Regions from separate parts of the Mus musculus genome. Here region 1 is linked to region 2. Evidence: chromatin loops called from intact Hi-C (ENCODE). Cell type or tissue: left cerebral cortex. All regions are shown on one strand. Each heading gives the region's core, and the rest is flanking DNA. Links, peaks and the distances in the headings are about the cores only. Region 1 holds the start of Tk1 (thymidine kinase 1). Region 2 overlaps Septin9 (septin 9).

What was found. Peaks named below come from ENCODE experiments on the same cell type or tissue, not always from the same donor. Only the 100,000 strongest peaks of a DNase experiment are listed, where the experiment ranks them.
Region 1: a loop joins it to region 2, with 10 times the contacts of the local background. A loop is called at or near these places in 6 of 42 quality-filtered maps.

What each region holds. Positions count from the first base shown.
Region 1 is chr11:117,817,993-117,829,425 of GRCm38, reverse strand. Tk1 (thymidine kinase 1) reads left to right here and starts at 3,412. Exons shown (of 7, transcript NM_009387.2): 1 at 3,412-3,712; 2 at 3,794-3,825; 3 at 4,645-4,755; 4 at 7,236-7,329. The coding sequence starts at 3,647. Afmid (arylformamidase) reads right to left here and starts at 3,507. Exons shown (of 11, transcript NM_027827.3): 1 at 3,420-3,507; 2 at 1,257-1,347. The coding sequence starts at 3,476. In left cerebral cortex, for the core only: a CTCF peak has its summit at 4,565; DNase peaks (open chromatin) are centred at 4,605, 5,221, 6,336, 6,454 and 3 more places; H3K4me3 peaks cover 426 bases; H3K27ac peaks cover 110 bases.
Region 2 is chr11:117,361,887-117,373,659 of GRCm38, reverse strand. It overlaps Septin9 (septin 9), which reads right to left. Exons shown (of 11, transcript NM_001113487.1): 11 at 11,335-11,773. Among named protein-coding and RNA genes, the nearest start is that of Gm51932, 32 kb to the right of the region's middle. In left cerebral cortex, for the core only: CTCF peaks have their summits at 7,044 (motif pointing left) and 11,136 (motif pointing right); DNase peaks (open chromatin) are centred at 4,125 and 7,058.

The DNA.
Region 1 (11,433 bases), core at 1-8,000, 460 kb before region 2:
GGGTTCTGAGCGAGCAGTGGCCTACTATCAGCTCTGGGCTTTGGCTGGTGAGTTCTTTCCCCTGCTGGGCTGGCTTTTTATCTCTCCAGACAAGACAGGCGAACATGCTCCCTCCAGGCCTGCACATCTCCACATAGTTACTGTGACCGCCACAGCAAGGACCCTTCAGAGCCTAGGGGACCCACACTAGGGGACAAGAAACAAGACACCCCCAAAGCCTGATTCTCTCCCTGGCTGTCTCTATTGAGGAAACTCCCCAGGGCAAGGTTTTGGTCAGTCTGCTGAGACTAGGCACTTGTCCAGCATCCAGATTCCCGCTCTGAGCAGACAGCCAGCTGTCTCCACAGCCTACTTCCCTTTCAGAGCAGTTCCCCACCCAGCATGAACAAGGATTTGCAGCCACCACAGCACCTCTACACTCTGGAGCAGAGGGCAGGCCTCACGTGTACTCAGTCCCAAGCTCTGATTGCTTTATCTTTCCCCACCCCTCTCCCTCTTCACGGTATCTCGTATCCCAGTCTGGCTTGGAATTCACTATGTAACTGAGAATAACCTTGAACTCCTGCTCTGCTCTGCTCACTGGTGCTACCATTGCAGCCAGGCACCACCATGCCAGGTCTATGCCACAGAGAGTGTAACCCAGCTGGTCTACAGAGTGAATTCCATGACAATGACAACAACAACAACAAAAAACTTAAAAAAAAAAAAATAGTAACAGCGCCCTGCTTTCTTTGCTTTTTTTTCAGTTCACATTTCCGTGCCAACCACAGCATGTCCCTTCAGAGCAGCGGTTCTCAACCTTCTTAACGCTGCGTGCGACCCTTTAATACACTTCCTCATGTTGTGGTGACCCCCAACCATAAAACGATTTTTGTTGCTCTTTCCTAACTGGAGTTTTACTACCGTTATGAATCGTGATATAAATATCTGATATTTCCGGCGGTCTTAGGCAACCCCTGTGAAAGGGTGCTTCAGTCCCCAAAGGGATCTCGATTTCGATGTTGGGGATTTCCATGTAGAGAACTGTGCCTTTAGAGCTTAGAGGCCCTTAGCCAGTCAGGAGGGTAGCCTGAGTGTCTCAGAAGAGCTTGGCCTCGTGCCAGCCTTTTCTGCCTCCAGCTACACCCTCACCTCCCGCCCCAGCAGAGGCTCACCCATGCGCCTGATAGAAGAGTAATGCCCTTCCATTCAGGGGTGTAGCCCCCTCCCCAACCCCAAATAAGCGGCCACAGTATCCAGAGAGAGTCCCACAGTACCCTGGCTTCCTATCTGCACGAAGTTCCCAACAACTTCCTCTGGTTTCGTGTGGATGACCCATCTGCTGGGTGAGTATTGCTTCTCCAGCTCCTGTGGGCGAGACAGAACCCTGTGAGACTCCCTCTCGGGGCGTGTGTCGACCGGGACCGTGATGGCTGATCCTTTCTTCTTCTCTGCCCTGAGAAGACCCCTAATGCATGCAGCTTTCTACAAGCCTTTTCAACTTCTGCTCCCTAGTCCCCCCTACTAGCTGCCCCATTAGGTATTTCAGCAGAACATCTAAGGTGCCCTCAAAAAGGTGCCAGAGGGGTTCCCTAGCGGCAACCATGCCTTTAACCAGCTAACGGCCTTCATGAGACATGAGGTCTGTAAATGGCATTAGGGGGCCAAATTCCTACGGGAACTGAGACCACAGGAGGTGAGGCAACTGTGTGACCATTAGCAATCAAGTGGCATGAGCTGTTTTTCTGGGAGGACAGTATTCTGACCACAGGCACATACAGGGTCCCAGGGACAGAGGTAAGCAGGAAGAAGTCAAAAGTCAGTTTGCAAATGTTGCTCAGCCAGATGGCAGCTGCAGAAGGCTATGCAGCCAGAGGTGTGGTAAACGCAGCTGGAATCCCAGCTCGCTGTGAGGCAGAGGGAGGCAGAGGCAGGAGGACAGCCAAGCCAGTTCCTGGATAGATAGCCAGGACTACACAGTGAGACTCTGTTTACAAATAAACAGTGTTTGGGTTATAAAGTGAAAAGTGGGGACAGTTCAGTGGCAGAGCATTTGCCTGTTGTGCTGGGTTCAATCTCTACCACCACGAGGGGAAAATGTAAGATGCCCACACTTAACACAGAAAGCCAGGAGGACACAGGTTCCTAAGCCAACACAGGAATCCTGAAGACAGTGAGTGCGTCTTCACACTGAGGCCTGGGGCTGGGCACCTTTGGCTCTCTCCAGCTGTCTCTAGCCTTGCTCTTCTCGTTGATATAATGGGGGTGCTAGACGCCCACAGGGTTGGAAGGGAGGTGTGTAAGAGAAACAATGTAAGCCCCTTGCTCAAACACAGCTGCCTCTGCCTCTTCCTGTTGAATGTTCGTCTTACATGCTATAGACCCTTCTCGTTCCGGTTGGTACCTGCTGGATGCTAGGGGCCTGGCTAGGCATCATCTTTTTTTTTTTTGTCGTCTTTTTGTTTTCTCATCTCTTGTAACTGTGTAGCTGCCTCGAGGATCAAGTGCTGAGATTACTGACATGTGCCAAAAGTCTTTTTATTTCCTCTTTAAATGTGTGTGCCTGCAGTCCCTTCTGGAGCTGGACGCTGTGAGCTGTCTTGATGTGGGTGTTGGAAATCCTCAACTCTGCGCCTCCGGAGGAGCTGTGGATGCTCAACAGCCGAGCCATTTCTCTAGCCCTCTGCCTTCATTTTTACTATTAGGATTTATGATTGATTGTATTTTAAAGTTTATTTTTTGTGTAGTCCTGGCTGACCTGGAACTCACTCTGTAGACCCGGCTGGCCTTGAACTTAAGTCACCTGCCTGCCTCTGCCTGGAATTGAATGCTTGAGCCACCCCCGAGGACACATGTTCCTAACTTTCAACAGATTCTAAGTGATGTCTGTCTGTGACCAAAACAAAGAAGCCTGTTTAATACAAGCTAACCAGTCAAGAAATCCTAGTGGAATGGTAATTAACTACAGCAAGCGCCAAAATGTGTTGTCCTGCTTTGTGTATGCCTTTGGTAACCCTTGCCGCAACCAATGGCAGACAGAGTAACCAAACAAATTCCTGAGTGAGAAGGTTTCTGGGCATGCTCGGTGTGAGCCATAGGAGTTTTAGCATGGGAATTCTGAAGCCGCTCAATACAGTCTGTCCCTGAAGGTGCCTGCCTTACTTTGCGACTCACAGCAAGGACCCCCAGCCTTGGCACCTTCCAGACTGTAGTTACAGAAACACAGAATCACACTGCACAACCTCAGAGTAAGGTCCAAACCCTAAGCCCCTTAGTTCCTGCTGGAACTTGAGTTTTCGCTGTCTTTAAAACCAGGCTAACAAGCTAAACCTGCTCTATGACGAGAAAAATGAAGAAATCTGGCGCTCAACGCTTGGAAATTTGGCTTGTGGGCATCCTAAAATTCCAGTCCCGGCTCTGGGCGGCTGCACCACACCTACCTCCGAAGACAAGTTCCTCCAGGGATTCTGGCCCGCAGAAAGGGAAGGAAACGCCATGGCCAGATCCGGAGGGGATGGTCGAGCTCCAGGCTTTTCACGTAGCTGAGAGGTGGGACGAGTCTTGTCTTCGTCCCGCCCCCTTTTGAGTTCGCGGGCAAATGCGAGCAGTAAGTCGAAATTTTTCCACCCACGGACTCTCGGTGCTAACTAAGGTTTGCACAGCAGCCATGAGCTACATCAATCTGCCCACCGTGCTGCCCAGCTCCCCCAGCAAGACTCGGGGGCAGATTCAGGTGCGGGGTCTGGAGTGGGGTCGGGTGGTGGCTGGTGCGGGGTGTACAAGGGGGAGACCCCTTAAATGACTTCTCTTCTAGGTGATTCTCGGGCCCATGTTCTCAGGGAAAAGGTAATGAATGGGCCTTCGGGGCGGTGGGCCTCCCTCTCTCTCTGCAGCCTCTCTCTCTGCAGGCCCTGGCTCTCCTCTCCCCCCTCCCCCATCTTCCCAGGAGCCTCTGACTAGGCGGCAAACGCGCTCGACCTCTGTGTGTACATTCCCGCCCAAAATTCGATTTCCTGGATTGCTGCCATCCTCCTGCCCAAGCCTTTTCTCTTGGGGAACCCTATCTTTGCTGAGGCGGACCACATGGGGGTACAATTGAAGACCCCAGCCCACATTACCCAGGAGCCCACCGAACTCTCATGTGTCCCCTGGGAGTTAGGCACCTTCTCTGACAGTTTCCTCATTCATTCCCCATGCGAGCTCTCCTAAAGCCTTGGAGCCCAATTAACTCTGAGGTGAGGGTCTAAACTCTGGGAGTCCCACCCAGAATAACAAACACACACTACTTGGGTTTTCTTTGCTTTATCTTGGGGTTAGTTTTTGTTTTTTTTTTTTTAACTCAGCGTCTTTATTTGTGGCCCAACTCAGAGATCCGCTTGCCTCTGCTGGGGTGCATCACCATACCAGGCACCTCATTATTTCTGAATGGTCTGGTGTCACCTCAATTTGTCCCTTGCCCCGAGGGTGAGGGCCAAACTCATGATCTGGGATCCAGAAGCAAGCTCTCTGGTGATTCTGTCAAAGACTTTGAAGTTCATTCATGAAAATTGAATTTTGTTCAGAACAGCATGGGGTGAACGGCTGCAGTTCCGGCTGCCCGACGCTAGGTGGTAGTGGCAGCCCGCCTTTTGCTCGGGCCTCATGTGCTCTGGTTAATTCTTGCAGCACAGAGCTGATGAGAAGAGTCCGGCGCTTCCAGATCGCCCAGTACAAGTGCCTGGTCATCAAGTATGCCAAAGACACGCGCTATAGCAACAGCTTCTCCACACATGATCGGTCAGTCCTACCCCTGAGCCTGCCCTTCGGAAACCCCTAAGCCTCGGGGCACACTGCTGCTAGCCTCTAGTGGATATGAATAAGTGCTCAAAACTTACTTAGAATAACCTGTCCCCAAGTGTCCATTGTACCCACGGAGGCTGGGAGAACCTGGGTCCCACTTGGGTAGAGGCTGCAGCCCTCTTGACTCCAGAGATATTTCCCCCCCTCTTTAGTTGGCTCTCTGCCATTAGGTAGCCGTCATCATTCTGAATTGTCTATCTATCAGCCCTTCCACTGGACATTTCCCTCTGAGCCCAAGGGTAGGTAGGAGTTCAAGAAAGTAATTTGTGCCTCTCGGGGTTGCTGGAGCTGGGCCAAGGGTGAGCAGCCTGGGGTAGAGCAGGTTTCTGAAGCGGAGCAGGAAGTGGAGCCGAGAACTACCAGGACTTGGGAGTTGGCCTGGGGATTCAAGCCAGGCTTCCTGCCAGACTCTGTACTGAGGTCTTTACAACTGTCTTTGTAACCACGGTGCCAGCGCTCAGGACGGGATGTGCATCCAGGAGGACCGAAATCAGAGGAGGCAACAGTGCCTAGAGTGGTGGCCACAGCTGGCTTGTTGCCTGTCCTCTCTCTGGTCCCCTCTACCAGGGGAGGGAAGAGAGAATTTAAGATGCCCGAGTGTTGTGTTGTGTTCTTTAGTTGGTTTCTTTTATTTTTTTCTGAGACAGGGTTTCTCTGTGTCGCCCTGGCTGTCCTGGAACTCACTTTGTAGACCATGCTGGCCTTGAACTCAGAAATCCTCCTGCCTCTGCCTCCCAAGTGCTAGGATTAAAGGCGTGCACCACCATGCCCAGCTTTGGTTGGTTTCTTAGGGAGGTGTGTGTTTGCACACAGGTAACCATACACCCGCGTTCAGAGGACAGCCTCGGGTTATAAGATCTGTGTTCCACACTCATTGGCCATATCTTTTTTTTGTTTTGTTTTGTTTTGAGACAGGAACTCTCTACAGACCTCTGGTTGCCCTGGAATTCACTCTGTAGACCAGGTTGACCTTGAACTCACAGAGATCCAACTGTGCCTGCCAAACGCTGGGATCAATGACATGTCCCACCACACCTGGCTCAGTATGCTCTCAAAGCAAGCCCTTTACACATTCAGACATCTCCATCCTGTTTTTGATTTGTTTAGGGTTTTTGCATGTAGATCTGCACGCTACTTGCTTGTCTGGTACCCTGGGAGGTCAGAAAAGAGCATCCGATTCCCTGGAACAGGAATTATAGATAATTGTCAGCTGCCATGTGGTTCCTGGGGGTAGAACCTAGGTCCTCTGCAAGAATGACAAATGATCTCTCAACCCATTTACTGAGGCAGGTCTCAGGTAGCATAGGTGGGTTATAACTTGTAACCCTCCCTCCTCTTCCTCCTGGAATTACAGGCTAGCAATCCCACACCCAGCCCACAACTCCTTCAGATCTATGTAAATACAAGGATTCCGGATGTGGTTGGCCACACCCAGCTTCCCAGATTTTAAGATGGTGAGGTAGTAAGTAGGCCAGGAGGTGCTTTCCTTGGGAAGAATGCCACTATATGCTGCTTGTCTGTGGTTTGGGAAACGGCTTTCTGAGTTAGTTTCTGAAAGTGAGGCAGAAACCAGAGGGAGAAGGCGCTGGGTGCAGCCCAGCATTCCATTCCTTAGAGCAGAGGTTCCCGGCATCCTTTAATGGTGTTCTGGAGTGTGTCCAAGCTGGCCTTCAGAGGCCTGGGTGGATTCTCCCTTGCCGGGAAGCGGTCTCCAGTGGGGCCTATAGCAGAGGCTTCTCAGCCTGGCTCTGCCAGCAGACAGCCGCATGGTGTGGAGAGTCCTCCAATCTGGAGGGCAGTGACTGGAAGGGGTTCCAGAGGGTCACTCTGCTGCCTGGCTTCCAAGGCCACCCCCATTCCAGACACTGAGAACAGGATGCGTCTCGCCTTGGGCTGCTCATGGCAGATCCACGGGCCTCTGACAGCTTTCCTTTCCTGGGTACCGCACTCTGCCTTCTGTGGCTAAGAGTCCTTATTCTTGTCAAGGACCCAGGTTCAGTTCCCAGCACATTTGATGGCTCACAACCATCAGTGACTCCAGTTCCAGAGGATCTAACACCCTTTTCTAAACTCTAAGGCCACCAGATGTGCACACAATACACAGACCTATATGCAGGGAAACTGCTAATAAATACAGCTACATTTTTAACATTTCCCCATGTGTGACTTACACCTTTAATTCTAGCACTTGGTGGGCAGAGGCAGAGAGAGTATGGGGCCAGTCTGGTCTACAGAGAGACCCTGTCTCAAATGAGTTATTTTGCTTTGTCTTTTAACTGGTTTTCTGAATAAGTCCCTGTATTCCCCAGTGCTCCCCCACAGAAACTGATGGATCACCTCAGGCCGCTTGTCTGGGCCTCTGGGTCCTCGGGGTGCTTGGTCTCTGCCCTTGCTCATTCTTGGCCTTCTCTTCCCAGGAACACCATGGACGCATTGCCAGCCTGCATGCTCCGCGATGTGACCCAGGAGTCCTTGGGTGTGGCCGTCATTGGCATCGATGAGGGGCAGTTTGTAAGTCAGCCTGCAGCATAACCCTCACCCTGACCCCTGACCCTTCCTGCCCTGCTGACTCAGAAGTCCCTGTCATTAACTTGTCTTTACTGGGGTGCGGATCCCCTTGCCAAGGTAGCTGTGGGGGAGAGCTCTAGCCTTGGCCTCAGTGGTGGCTGGGTCCTTTGATCCCAGCCTTGCTTTGGTTTCAGGGTCTGTTTGGGAGGTGGTGTTTGCTTCCTGGGCGTCCTCTGACTGGGGTGGGAATTATGTCTTTTGTGGTCTTAACTTCACTCCCATGTAGAAGCCTTTCCATAGGGGACCGAGCTGGGCTGGCAGAGCACCTTCCTGGTGAGCACAAGGCCCCAGGGCCCAGCCCGGCATGGCATGAACTAGACATGCTGGAGTGCCTATAAGTCTAGCACCAGAGATGGAGGTGGGGATCGGTTCAAAGTATCATTGGCTATTTAGCCAGTTTGGAATCAGCCTGTGCTCCAGGGGGGGGCTGTAAACAGGAAGGACTGGCCACGCTTCTTTGCCAATTTCAGGCTGTCTCCAGTCCACCAGGAAGAGCAAGGACAGAGGCCTCTAACACTTAACATCATAGAGGTTTCCAAGAGTATTTGTTGATGTACGGTAAGGTAATGCTGTGATCCCTGTACTTGGGAGACTAAGGCAGGAGGAAGATCAGGAGTTCAAAGCCAGCTTTAGCTATAGAGTAAGACCTCGTCTCAAACCAAAAATAGGGCCAGTGAGACGGCTCAGTGGGTAAAGGAGCTTGCTGCACAGCCTGGCGACCTGAGTTTAAGCCTAGAACTCATGAAAGGGTAAAAGCAGGAATCCGCCTCCTCAGAGTCGACCTCTGACCTCCACATGTGAGCGCCCACCCCCATGCATCATACATAGTAATAGACATTTAAAAACAAGAAGTGGGCTGGAGAGAAGGCTCGGGTGTTAAGAGCACTTGCTTACTGTGCAAATGACCCAACTTTGGTTCCCAGCACCCGCATTGGGCTGCTTTTAACCCCAGCTCAGGGTCTCTCCTGGCCTGTGCGGGCATCTACACACATGCACGCACACATACCTTACATAGACACATACACATAATTTTTAAAAATTTTAAAGAGTTGTCGAAGATAACATATATGTCCCAAGCATGCAACCTGTGGCAACATAATAAACCACTCAATAAATAATCCCTCAGCCGGGCGTGGTGATGCACGCCTTTAATCCCAGCACTCGGGAGGCAGAGGCAGAAGCAGGTGGATTTCTGAGTTCGAGGACAGCCTGGTCTACAAAGTGAGTTCCAGGACAGCCAGGGCTACACAGAGAAACCCTGTCTTGGAAAACAAAACAAAACAAAAGAAAAAGAATCCCTCACTGTCCTGTGGCTGCAAGTGGCTTGTTCACAAAGGTGGATGATGGCCCCGGGTGGCCTGTGGTTTGGGCCAGAGCCTCGATGTCACTTGCTGACTTTCTGTTGGACTCTGTGTGGCTCTCTGGCCGCCCACTCTCATGCTCTACCCTGGAAGGAGCCAGGCTGTTTGGGTTTAATGGAGGAGGGGTCCCAGTCTGCCCTATGTGTGCCCTCAACCCCCAGATAGAGTGAGGCAGCTCCGGCTGTGGCACTCTAACCGTGCTCTTGGCACCTGCCCATCCACCAGGATGTGCCAGATCTGTTTTGTCCTCAGAGGTAAGTCTTGGAGCAGGATGGCTGTGGAGATGTTGACTTAGGGTGCAGCTCCCCGCCTCAGGCCTGCCGCAGTGGCCTGCTTACTAGCTATGCTCTCCTGGTGTTCCCGGAGGCCCAGCCGACTCCCTAGGCTTGCCTTCCTTTCTCAGCTCTTCCTGATCAGTAGATTCGTACCCAGGTCTGGCACCAGTCTAGCAGTTGCTCCAGCCCTGTTCCCCATCCTAGCCTATAAGAGAGATTTATTTCTATGCTTCCCCCTTATGATTAAGAAAAACTAGTTCATTTAGTGGATACTTTGATTTCTGAGATAGGTCTTGTTTTGTGGTCCGGGCTGGATTAGAACTCAGCTCCCTGAGTCCTGGGATTGCGGTCATGGGCCCTCACACCAGCTTCATATAAACAACACAGTTCTTGCATGCTTCTGCCCCAGTCTCTAGAACCTGCTCTTTATACTAAGTTCAGGATCTCCCCACTGCAAAACAAAAGGGCTGCCCTTCCTTCCATGTCCTTGCCTTAGACAGTGGGTGGAGGGTCCTTTAGGGTCCCTGAAGCCACAGCTGAGGATATAGAGCTTTCCCTGTGTTCATTCACCAGCACCAGGGCCCACGGGCTTCTGGGCAAGAGAGAAGCTTGCATCTTCAGGGACTTTGTGTTTCCTTTCTGTTTGACACAGTAAGGACAGGCTCAATCTAGGACACAATAGGAGCACACCAGAAAGAGGAGGCTTGTCACATCAGTGTCTTTGAACCAGGAACTACTGGGAATGCCCTGCCAGTTCAACATCGTGGGTTCTAAAACCTGCCTCGGAGCAAACACTAGTCATGGAGCAGTGGTATTCCGAGAGGGGGTTGGGGGAAGGAGAGGGCTCCCGTGGGTCTTCTGGCAGAAGGGTTGGAGCCTGGAGGGAGGGCAGTGCCTGTCTGGCTGCTTCTGGCATAAACTGTGCCTGTTTTGTCGATGCTCAGGTGAGACGGCGGAATGGGTCTATATTCATGCTGGCCAGGGTGCCTTGCCTGATGTTGGCCCAAGAGATTATGTTCAGTCAGGGCCAGGACTCTGACGAGTGCCAGCCCAGCCTGGACGCTTCTAATTATACATGTGCGTTTTTATAGAGCAGGCCATGTCACATGCTGTGACTATTGTGGGGATGGCTGGGTCCAGGGACCAATCACATTCATTCCAAGTTTCTGCCCTTTGGCTGTGGCATTCTCTGTCTGGAGACAAATCTGGAGCTTCCAGCTCACCTCTGTTGATAGACTGGGAGGGACTGGGGACGAAGAGAAAGGCTAGAACACTAAGGCGTGGAGCAGGAGTGTGCTCAAGAAAAGGTCTGAGGAACCAGGCAGGGTGGCAGACCTGCACACTCAGCTCCACGAACACTGAGACAGGAGATTGCTTTGAGTACCAGGCCAGCCTGGGTTACACGGTAATAACCAATCAAAAGCAAAAGATGGAAGAGATGGGGAGACAGAACAGTGAGGCCTTGGCTCTGCAGGCGTGAGTCCCTAGCACCCCTGTAAAATGCTGGGTATAGCCACGTGTCCATAACCGCAGTACTAGGGAGGCAGAGGCAGGCGGGTCCCTGGAGCTCCCTGTCGCCCATCTGAATGGCTGTGGTCTAGATTCAGTGAGAGTCCTATCTCAAACAAAGAAGGTAAAGAACTATTAAGGAAAATGCCCAGCCTTGCTGGGCAGGGGAGAGAAGCCTGGGTCTTGATTCTAGGGAGACACTGTGCTATTGAAGGTTGGCCGGCCTGAGTGACCCCGGAGGGCAGCTATCCCTGCCAACCTGCTCCTGCCTCGCACATCTCATTGCCAAGAGCCATTCTCTCTCACGTGGGATTTCTTGGTGGGAAAATGCCAGTGTAACCTCATGGTGCTTATTCTCTGGGTTTTCACTTAGGCTCTCCCTCCACCCGTCCATGGGGGCTGAAGAGCGTGCGTGCGTGTGCGTGTTTATGGGTGCCTGCAGAGGCCAAAAGAGGATATTAGATCCCTTGGAGCTAAGCTATCTGATGTGGGTACTGGGAATTGAATTCTGGTAATCTATAGGAACGAGTCATACTTTTAACTGCTGAACCATCTCCCCAGCCCTGTATGTTTTGGGACAGGATCTCATAGCTTTGAACTTTGTAATCCTTCTACCTTCAAAGTACTGGTATTATGGTGTTGGACACTGTGTCTGGTTCATTTATTGCTGGGGGTGGAGCCCAAGGCTTCATGCACACTGGGTAAGCTCTCTTCTACCAACTGAGCTACCTGGTCTGCTCCTGAAATGTATGAGTGTTTGCTATTTTTATATGTATGTCTATCAAATGTGTGCAGTGTCCATAGAAGCCAGAAGAGGTCACCAGGGCCCCTGGAGCTGAAATTAACATATGGTTGTAAGTGACCATGTGGCCCTGGCAACTGGGTCCTTTGCAAGAGTGGCA
Region 2 (11,773 bases), core at 3,774-11,773:
AGGAGGAGGAGGAGGAAGAGGAGGAGGGCTGAGGCGCCATTTTCTCTCCATCCAGCACAGGACTCGGAAGCTATTCTGCTCTCTCTGAAATGGCTGTGCTGAGAGCCAGCCCTGGGAGCCGGCAGAGGGCCCTGCGGATCTCCCGCACGCCTTCTGTCCACAGCTAGAGCCTCGCTCGACCTCGAGTGGAGAGTCCTCATCTGCCGAAGGCAGATTGTTCTCCTTCAAGATATTTTGCAGAAGCCACTCGAAACCCTCCTCTCCAGCTCCCCGGGGGAGGAGACGCTGCCAGTGGAACATCTGCTGAACAAAAATGGCGGTTAGAGGAGAACCGGGAGAGAGAGCCTGGAAACGAGAGAAGCTTCACGGGGATGCCCGGGCTGCTCCTAAGGGGCCTTGGACGCCGCCACATTTCAGACCAGGAGGCACGTGCACACCTCTTTGAGGATGCTTTCAACGTACTGGCTGCTTTCAGCAAATGATCACCGCACACACATGCAGGAACACACACACACACACACACACACACACACACACACACACACACCAATTCTGGTTCAGAGGCATGGAAGACTACATCGTTTAAGATTAAAGACATGCATTTCGCTTCAGTCATAAAGGCTGGTTGCATGGGAAATCCAAGGCATGCTGAGGTTGGTTACATTGCTTGCTCTCTCTCTCTCTCTCTCTCTCTCGGGGGGGGGGACTTTTCGAGACAGAGTTTCTCTGTATAGCCCTGGCTGTCCTGGAACTCACTTTGTAGACCAGGTTGGCCTCGAACTCAGAAATCCACCTGCCTCTGCCTCCCGAGTGCTGGGATTAAAGGCTAGCGCCACCACACCCAGCTACATTGCTCTCTTAAAGGCCGGTTAAACTTAAACTGGCCAAGCACACAGTAGGATAGCCGATTAAGCGCATAGTAGGACAGCCGGTTAAGTGCATGGTCTTACATGATCCCAAAGTGTATTATCAGCTTGGTGGCAGAGACTGGCAAAGGTTCAGGCTCTGAGGGTGAGAGATCTTCTCCCAAAACGATATGACTACAGTAGCCCAGGCTGACCTCCAACTCGTGAGTCCCCTCCCTTAGCGTCCCAGGACTGGATTCCAGGCCCCACCAGCCTAGTTTTCCTTTGCTCTGTTTGATCTGAGTATGAGTTGGAATTGAGACTCAGCTCCGAGGTCTGTGTTTGCTTATTAGGGGTTCTTTCATCCACATCTAAAAAGTGCCCCGCGGGTTGGATTGTTTGTTTTATGTGTTGGTGACTGGGCCACAAGATTCCCAGATATCCAGCTGAGCTTGCTTACCCTGGTGTTTCTGTGAGGCTGCCTTAGGACGGGTGCAGCAGACTGCCCTCTCTAACACAGGCAGGCTTAGGACGGGTGCAGCAGACTGCCCTCTCTAACACAGCCAGGCTTTGCCCTAGCAGCTGAAGGTCTGCATAGAACAAAAGAAAAACCTCCCACAAAGAAGAACAGATTTCAAGCAAGGCATCTGGCCTGGTAAGCAGAGGCAAGTGGATCCCTCATTCCAGGTCAGGGAGATGTCTCAGGGACCAAAAACACTTGATCCAGCATGGTCAGTAGTCACATAAGCAATGGCCCAAGCTTCTGACCTTCAGGCCAAACTCCTCCTCAGTTACCTAGCAACAGTGAAGACCATAAAAAGGGCTGTTAGGCCCCCACCTCACTCTCTTACTCCTTTGTTCCCTTACCTCTCACTTCTCTCTCCTCTTCCCTTTCTCTTTGTCTTCTCCTCTCTCTCTTTCTCTCTTTCTCTCTCTCTCTTTCTCTCTAGCCTTTCTCTCTCTCTCTCTATCTTCTCTCTTTCCCCTGAATTTCTATAATAAAGCTTTTAAACTATTGAGAGTCTCTGTTCCATCTAGATCCGCTGTGCACTCTCTTGCCAGTGTTGGGAACTCCTTCCCTATTCCCTCTCTCCTACAGCCCTGGGGCTTTAGCAAGGTAGCTTGGGATCCCCAGTCAGGAGCTGCCCCTTTTCCACCCCCTGCTGCGTGGGTCAGGCATGCTCACCCGGGACCGAATGGAAAAGTGTCCAGCAGCTCTGCCTGTGTCTGCCTGCCCAGAGCACAGGAACTCTGGCCGGATGTTAGACCCCTTTTCCTCCCCCACTTCTCCCCCCGCCCCACTGGCCCCCACCCCCTGTTTTTTGTTTCCAACAATGACCAAAGGCAATTTAAGGAGGTCTCAAACTTGGTTTATGATTCCAGAGGACAGACCATCTGCAACTTGCATGTGCTGGGGCTACAGGCATGTGCTGGGGCTGCAGGCATGTGCTGGGGCTACAGGCATGTGCCGGGGCTGCAGGCATGTGCCGGGGCTGCAGGCATGTGCTGGGGCTGCAGGCATGTGTTGTCACACTCACGGAACACTGGGAACCAAGTCAAGACTCTCAGGCACGGACTCTACCAACTGAGCCACATCCTCGACCCAAAGCTGTTTCAAATACAGTTTCTAAAAACTGGGTGCCCTCTGTAGGGCTCCTCCTCAGGCTTTGTCCCTCTTCCTCCTCCGCACCAGACTCCCATTCCCTCCTCTTACAGCTCATTCTGACAGGGTGGTTCCCTTGGCTGCCATGGTCCCGGGTGCCAGCTCGGTTGGGACCTGTGACGTCCTAGACAGCCAGCCATCCTTTTCTCACTAGACTGAAGGCCTCTGGAGAGAGAGGTCCAGCCCGTCCTTGATGGCTCTGATTCCCAACGGAGTCTCAAAACCAAAGTATTTAGTAACTGCTTGAGCAAAGGGTCAGAGGTCAGCAATGGGAATGGCCCAACCACAGACCCTGCCGAAGGTGGATCACGCCATCTACCCAACCAACAGCTGGAGTGCCAAACTCGGGGCCCTGGAGATACTGCTTGACTGTCAGGAGCCAGCACTGGGGTTGGGGGGAAGGCTGGCCTTTAAATTAACCTTTTGGATTCTGGAAAGTGGCTTCCACACAATCTAGACACTTTCATGAACTGGAGCTGAGTGGGGGAGGGGTGGCAAATACCAACCCTTGGAACAGGATGGAGGAAGCTATTAAGCTGCACATTTGTTCAAAGAGAGATAAAGACTACAAAGAATTACAAGAAACCCCCTAAATTACAAGTGTGGGTTTCAGTAATTGCTAAATTACAGAGCGCTGACTTTATTAGACACACACTCCCTGCTTCCACGGCTGCCAGGGCCAGCCTTGAACTGACAAAAGCCAGAACATTCTGGAGGAATCTGGGCAGGGAGTCAACGGAGGCCCCTATTACAATGGAGGCCAAGACACAGAGATCAGGGCCAGGTTTCTGGTAGTGAATCCTATGGAGTCTCCAGGGGAGCTGTGGAGCCTGCCAGCCCAGGTGGATGCTGGCTGGCTGGGATTTTGATGTATCTTGAACTCACAAGATCAGCAGTCCCTTGCAGCCAGTGGACTTGGGGAGGGGGGGGGGGGATTTTCAAGGTCATCTTAAGGTCATTCAGGCAGACAGTAAGTGTGAACAGGATGACCCTAGTGTGAATTTCACAGTTCACATCTGTAACATCTGGCATGTCAGGAGGTCATACCATCTCTCTACAGCAACGGTACCTGTGTGGCTACACCAGCTTCCGGGAGCCACGATCACATCCTCTGTGTCAGTCACTGTTCTGTTGCTGTGGAGAGACACCATGACCAAGGGGACTTATAGAATAGAGCATTTATTTGGAAGCTTGCTTTACAGTTTCAGAGGGCGAGTCTGTGGCTCTCATGGTGGGGGGCATGGCAGGAGGCAGGCAGGCATGGTGCTGGAGCAGCAGGGAGAACTGATACCTGAAGCAGCAGGAGTCAGAGGGGAGGGAGGGAGGGAGGGAGGTAAGGAAGGAGGGAGGGAGGGAGGGAGGGAGGGAGGGAGGGAGGGAGGGAGGGAGGGAGAGAGGAAGGGAGGGAGGAGAACGGGAAGTATCATAGGATTTAAAACCTCAAAGCCCACCCTCCATGACACACCTCCTCCAACAAGGCCACGCCTCCTAAGCCTTCCCAAACAGTCCCACCAACTGTGAACCAAACATTTAAATATATGAGCCACTGGGGCTGTTTTCATCCACAGCACCACACCTCCAAGCTTCTGACACAGCCCCGCGTATAAGAACATTCTACCCACGTCAGAGTTTCTGGCAACATCCATTTCTCTCCTCCACACTAACTTCAGGGAGAGAGGCTTATTTTCCATTTTTTGACTTTTTTTTTAAAAGGCATGATTTGGGGACAGAGGAATAAGTTGCAGGATATGCCAAAAAGCAAGAAAACAAGATCATGAGATCATGAGGTAGGAATGTGGGGGTTATTTGTCAACGTTAATTTCCCTTTTCATTGCTGCAATACAATACCCAGCAGAAGGAACTGAAAGGAGGGAAGGTTCTTTTGACTCAGTTTAAGAAGTCTGCCATAGCAGTGGGGGGCACATAGCTTTCATCCCAGCGCGCAGGAGACTGAAGCAAGAGGATCTCTGTGAGTTCGAGGACAGCCTGATCTACGGAGAGTTCCAGGACAACCAGGGCTACATAATATAAATAAATAATAAGTCGGTCATGGTGGGGAAGACATGGCTGCTCGTGGCTCCTGGTGGCCAGGGTGAGGGGACAGCTGCTATATGGAGCTGATCAGAGAGCTCAGAGTAAGAGCTGTGGCCACTCCTGCGGCTAGCTCCACCTTCTAAGCGTTCCACAACCCCCAGACTCCTGTTCCAGCAGGGGACTAAGCACAGGGGCCTGTGGCACAATCACATTCAAACTGTAACAGACAAGGTCCTAGCTCACTGAAGTAACTAAAAATACGTGAAAAGACCTATTGGGGGAACAGTGAGGAGAGGACAGGTCTTCATGTGAACAGATGGGGATTTCAACAGGGATAGAAACATCTGAAGAGCTCGAGAGGCTGGGCTGTTGCTCAGGGGAGAGCACTTGCCTACCATATATTGCAAAGGCCGCAGATCCACCCCCCACCCCCCAGCATGGCAAACTAGACAGACAAACAGATCCTACGTCCCCGTACCCAGCCTCCCCTGAACCCCCTGGCAGCTGCCATCCCAAGGACAAGAAATCCTACAGATTCAGCCACAACTCTGTAAAAAGAGGCAGAGGCAAAAGTCAGTGACAGGCCTGTCCCCAAGCCCCAAGTCCATGACAGAGGTACAAACCCTAGTTCTGAGCCTTGCCCACCTTGGCTGGACAGGTGACTGTGCTTCTGGGACTCCTGAGCATCCCAGCCTGGACCCCGTCTCCCACAAAAGGACCCTTCTACAGAGGTCAAGCCGTTTCTCTTTGGGCCTAGGATGAAGGTATTAACCAGGGAGAGAGAAGAGGCCATGGTGATAGTCTGGGTGGCAGGGCTGTCTGAAGAGCTGATGTCCTTGGTGTCCAGGAGAGACAGGAAGAAGGGGAGGAAGAGGGAGGGAGTGAAAGGGGGAAGAGCAGGCAGTGGCACTGTGGGTAAAGACATCTTACAGATGCTCTCTGGCATCCAGGCCCCTCCGAGTGATGGTTTTTTAATTCAAGCAGACAGATCAAGATCCCTTTGCTCTGGGCAGCCTTAATTATTCATGCCCTATTTTCTTCAGATTCTTTATAAGCACCTTATACGAAAGGAAAGGAAGATGATCTTTCCGCAGAGCGCTCGGTGCTCATTCAGTGACAACTTGCATGAGTCCCAGTGGCATCCCAGGTGCTCAGGAGCTGCGCTGGGTGCAGAAAGATCCCACTAGCAAATGGTGGTGAAGTCCCGGTGCCCTAGGAAACTGTGTTTCAGATGTGATCTGGGTCCATCTGATCCTGCAGAGCAGGACAGTGCTGCTGTGCCTCTCCAGTATGTAAGGGAAAGCCCTGGATTGGACACACGAACACACATGCTCAGGCTCCACGGATGCTAAGAAGGCCCACCTGCCATGGCTGAAGAAAGGGTGACATTGTGATAGGGAGAGACCTGAACCTGGTGAGTCGATGCAAGGTCCAGGTGGCCCTAGGCTTAGTGCAGAATCTGTCCTGCTACGGGCTTGTGGCTTGACACCTCCAACCTCTGAGCCAAAATCCATCTTTCCTCCTCAAAGCTGTTTTCCTTGGACTCTTTATCACAGCAATGAAACACAGAGTTCCCTCCTTCCTCATTGGCATCAAACAATGCCTTAGTGGCCATGTCCCTGTTGGTGGAACAGAGCTTGTCTAAGGCCACACAGCAGAAAGAGACACCCCACTTCTACTCTGCCCTCTGAGTCACATTGATATAGGAGGGACCCTCCGGCACTACTGAGGGCCGCCTGTCCACTGGCCCAGCTTGAACCTGTGCCTCCAGGAATGCTTCCGTATGCAATCTAGGAAGGGCACCGCTGGGGTGGTTTTGTGTCTCAGCTCTACCTGTCTTGCTACTGTGACAGAAATATGTGATGCAAGAACCCTCAGGAGAGGAGGGTTGACCTCAGCCCGCTTTGGAGAGGTGATAGTCTATCATGGTGGAAGGAGATGGAGGTAGCTGGCCACATGGTGCTCACAGGCAGGAAGTGGAGCAATGCATGCTGGTCCTTGGAAGGGCTCACCAGTTTTCCTTTTCTTTTTAATTCACTCAAGGACGCCAGTCCATGGGGTGGCGCTGTCCACATCCTAGAAATGTGCTTATAAACACATCTGTGTCCTAGGTGGTCCCAAATCCAGTTGACAATGAGGACTAACCATCACACCTCTGACCTAAAATTCACTGTCAGCACGCAGGCGCTCACTCAGTAGGAGGCTCTGGCTATCCCTAAGCCAGGAAGGGAAGGCTGGACAGGAGCAGAGGAAGCACAAAGAATTACAGTTATTTTATCATTGTTGCCAAATATCTGATAGAAGAGACTTAAGGGAGGATTTTTATTTGTTTTGTTTTTATGGCTTGTAGTTGATGGAGATACTGCCCAGTGTGGTAGGAAGGCTTGTGCTGCAGCTTCCTTGAATCTCTATAGATCAGGAAGAAGGGCCAGCCTGCACCTCAAGCCTCACCCTCTCCACATCCAAAGGCACCATAACCTCCCAGAACAGCGCCACCTGCTGGAGAACAAGTGTTCCAACACAGAAACCCGTGAGAGACATTTCACATTCAAACCTTAGCAGGCAGGAGAGAGGAGGAGAACCTCCTTCCTGTCTTTGGCTCTAGAAGGAATCCCTGCTTGTACTTCTGGATGCAGAGACAAGAGGATCCTGACTGTTCACTGGCCGGCCAGCCTAATCAAAATGGCAAGCTTCTCGCGCAATGAGAGACCTGTCACAGGGCACTGAGAGACTCTTGATCTCCTGTTTTGTCCTCTCTCCATGTGCACCGTGAGTACATACACTCACATGCATGCATGCATGCAACACACACATGTATGCATGCAGTCATGCATGCACAACACACACCCTACATACAGGCACGCACACACACACACACCCTACACGCAGGCATGCATACACACACATACATGCATACATTTTTATTTTTATATTTTATTATATGTTATTTTTTATTTTAATATATATCATATAACTGGAAGTCACTGTCACTATTTGCTGTTCCCATGCCTACTGTTCAAATGTTTTATAGTGTGCAGGTACTGTATGAGTTATCAGTGATGTGAGTCTTATTTTACATCTTTCTTTATTAAGTCTTACTTTAGTCTTTCATGGACAGGGTTTGTATATAGCCAGTCTGGGCTCTGGTTCTCTGGCCTCCAGCTTCCATTTGCAGAGTGCAGGGATCACACATAGTCTGTGTGTGATGCCTCTAATTCTGGTCTTACTGTTAGGATAAGGTAGAGAAAATGTACTGTTGGCTGGTCCAGGGTCAAGGCGCACCGTTAAGAGATCACATCACGCAACAGATCTAATGCAAGACATTCCCTGGGAAAAGGAGAGAGTAATAGGCCTTCTCGGCGTGGTAATATGGGAGAGACGGACAGACAGAAAGACCAGGAGACAGAAAGACCAGATGGGGTGCCCCTCCCCCCAGTGGAAATGCCCTGTACCTGGCCGCCGTGGGTGATGACGTAAGCTGGCATAAGGCAGGCTGGCAGAGCATGCCTGACTAACACCACTTTATAGGTCTTATTCCGGCTGTGGCCCTTGGCAGCAGGAAACCAGGTTTGGAGGCGGCATAGAGAGAGGTTCTTCAGGCCTGATGGACCCACTGGGCATCAAGGCAGACAACCCTCTGCACCAGGACTCTCTAAGGGCTCCTAGCAACGGATGTTGGGTGACTGCCGCCCTGTATTGGTGTGGGGCCAGACAGCATCCTTCCCATGGGCACTCAGCTGCTACATAGGCCCCTCCTGTCTGCGCTCTGGGCAGCAGAGCATCTGGAAGGAATTTCCACTTGAACTCAGGAACTGCACCTCAATCCTACACTGGTCCCCAATGGGCTAAAGGGACAGTGCAGGGGTGGGAGGGAGGCAGGGGAATGAAGTGAGGATGGGGACAAGATTTCTCCCTCCCCCCTCCTTCCAAGAGGTCAGAGGAGAGAGAGGCATAGAAGGGCAAGCCCCTGGCTGAGGAGTCCTTCTGGGCAGAAGACACAGGGGCCTGGGTCAGGGTTGGGGGCTGTGGTGCACAGCCATACCCATGGTGACCTCAAACCCCTGAGATTCTTGCCTCGGTGTCTCAAATGCTGGGGTCACCACCACGCTCCCCAGAGTCTGAGGCCCGTGCCCCAGTGTCAGGATAGGCAACATTACTGGGTGTGAATGGGGCTATTTCTCTGTTGTGTAATTTTTTCTGCATTTTCTATATTAAATAAGGCTAGAATTGTAGCCAGAAAGTGGTGTTTTAAAACGAGTACAGAGGGGCTGGTGAGATGGCTCAGTGGGTAAGAGCACCCGACTGCTCTTCCGAAGGTCCAGAGTTCAAATCCCAGCAACCACATGGTGGCTCACAACCATCCATAACGAGATCTGACTCCCTCTTCTGGAGTGTCTGAAGACAGCTATAGTGTACTTACAAATAATCAATAAATAAATCTTTAAAAAAAAAAAAAACCGCGAGTACAGAGATGGAGAGGCGGCTCCGTGGTTAACCAGTTGCTCAATTTCCATCCTCAGCGCCCACGGGGCAGTCTGTAACTCCAGCCCTAGCGATCCCACCCCCTCTTCTGGTTTCCTCGGGCATCAGGCACACACCTGTATACATGTAGGTAAGACATCTACACACATTAAATAAAGAAACTTTGATCTTTTGAGTGGAGAGATGGCTCAGTCAGCAAGGTGCTCGTTATGGGAGCACGGGACCTTAGGTTGGGATCCTCAGAAGCGGGTAAAGCCAGGCATGGAGGCATACACATAACCCCAGCAGCAAAGTGGCCAAACGGGCAGACCCATGGGGCTTGCTGGCCGGCTAGCCCAGACTGTCTCAAGTAAATAAACAAAACAACTAAGGTTGTCCTCTGGCCTCCACATGCACACAGATGCATACAAACACCACACACACACACACACACACACACACACACACACACACACACACACACAAGGGATACCTGCAAACAAAACCCAAGAGAGCCTCACACGGTGCTCTCTGAGCAAGCGCTTCAGACTTTGACCAGCCTGAGAGGTCTGCACTGAGCAGGCCTCACTCCAGTGGCTCCCAGGGGCTTTCTGTTTCCTGCCTTTAAACCCTGAGGCCTGTAATGGGGGGGGGGGATGCCTGGCATTTTCAGACTCTGCAGGATACCCCAAATCTCATAGAGGCCTAAGCCATCAAGAGCAGGGCCTGCTGCAGGGTCTTCCCGCTCCTGCCTTAGTGACAGTCCATTCTGAATTATGCCACTGTCCCAGCTGGCTACATGTGACACTGGAGTTGGATAGGAGGGAAGAAAGTCACTGGCATGGGGTCCCACACCATGAAGCCACCTTGTCCTTTGTCCAGCTTCCCCTCCCTCCTCCCTTTGGTTCTAGCTCTGATAGTTCCATGGAAAGCCCACATTTACATTCAGGGCTGGAGCCCACATTGCATAAGCTTGAGTTCCTGAATGTGGGTCCCAGCACCTGAACTTTTTTCCTCTTAGTATGCCTGTAACCCCGGTACTGTGGAGAGTAGAAAGGTGAGAATTCCCTCATTGCTAGCTAGGAGGCACAAGAAAGCCCACGTTCCTGGGCAGATGAGAACGGCTGGCCACTCTGGTCCTACAGTGTCTGCTTGAGTGGGAGGTGAGGTTTCCCCCATCACTGGCTTGGAGGTGCGGGTGAGCTGGGCTGGTGGCCAGTCAGGTTAATGAGCTGACGACTGCCTAAGCACCTGGGGCTGGAGGGGACTGGCGATGCACAGAGAACAGTTCAGTCTTGAGGAAGGAGGAATTCGAGGTGTACTTGTCAAGGAACTTAGAACTGGGGGACTCAAGCAAGCTGCCTCCATGGACCAGACCCCCTCTACCAGTGCCATCAACAGCCAAAATCAACAACTTGATGCTTGGTTCCATGAGGCCGCTGAGCACAACTCATTGGCTGATGAAGCCCGTTTGTCTTCAGGTGGCCTTCGGAAGAGTGTGGGCAGGCCAGAGAGGTAGGGTCACTCCTTAGACCACTCACTCGGCTTGGTGGATGCAAACGAGCCTCGGGTTGTTCTCTCATGCTGTCCCTGTAGCTCTGGAACCCCTGAGACGCAGGAAGGGAATGTGGGGAGGTGATCGCCCCAGATTCCCACCTGCACAGAAGCTTAGAATAAAACTTTATTTGAACACAGGATCTTTACAGATGTAATTAAAATCAAGATGAGATTATCCTGGGCTGAAACGAGTGTCCCTCAAGAGCAAAGTGCATGGACCTGAAATAACGCAGTCCCCAGGAGCAGGGGTGGCAGGGGACTGGGGATGGAGCCATGCCAACACTCGGTCCCGGGCTTCCGAATGGTGAGAGTGTACACTAGTATTGTTCCAGGGTGTCTGGATTGCAGTCACTTGCCACAGGAGCTTGGGGACATTAAAGCACACAGAGAGGGACCCTCCCCTTTCCTGATTCCTGTACACAAAACTGGTTGGCTCAGCCAGCCTCCTGGGACCACACATGGTTTAGTTCTCTTGGAATAACATTATTATAAATGGCCAGTTACCAGGGTCTCACATAATAAAATTTAGATTTGTATTTATGTGTATATGTGTCTGCCACATGTGTGCAGGTACCACCAGAGGCCAGAAGAGGGCGTCAGATGTCCCACAAGCTGGATTACAGGCAGTGGGTGTGGCTAACTTTTCACCACTGGGCTGCTGATTCCTAATTCTGGATCTCACACAGTCCTATAGCTTCCTTCCACTGGGAGCCTCTACTCCCGTGCTCCCCTCACCACCTTTAATGGACCAGACAGGTCTTGCCAAAGAGAACTCCAGAAAAAAAGTTTGTATTTGAAACATTTATTTCAGGAAATACATTTCAACACTTTGTTATTTATACAAAAAAAAAAAAAGAGAGAGAGAGAGAGAGAGAGACTTTTCTGCCCCCCCACCAGGAAGCCCCCAGCAGAGGGCCACGTGGACCGGCCTGGTGAGACGAACAGTTTCAATACCTGGTTACAGAGGCACAAAGTCATCCTGATGACCGGGTTGCTGCTAAATCCCCAGGGTCACTTGGGCTGGTGAAGGCCGGAGTGCCCTGGGTCCAGCGTGCTGGAGATTTCCTTCAAAGTCCTGATTTTGGCAAAAGAACTTGGCAAGCTGGCAAGCGAACTGTTCGGCCACAGGGCATGACGAGGGGCCCTTCCATGCTTGGATGAGGGAGTAGACGCCCAAAGCAGGAAACAATGTTCGTCTCCATCTGTCTGCACC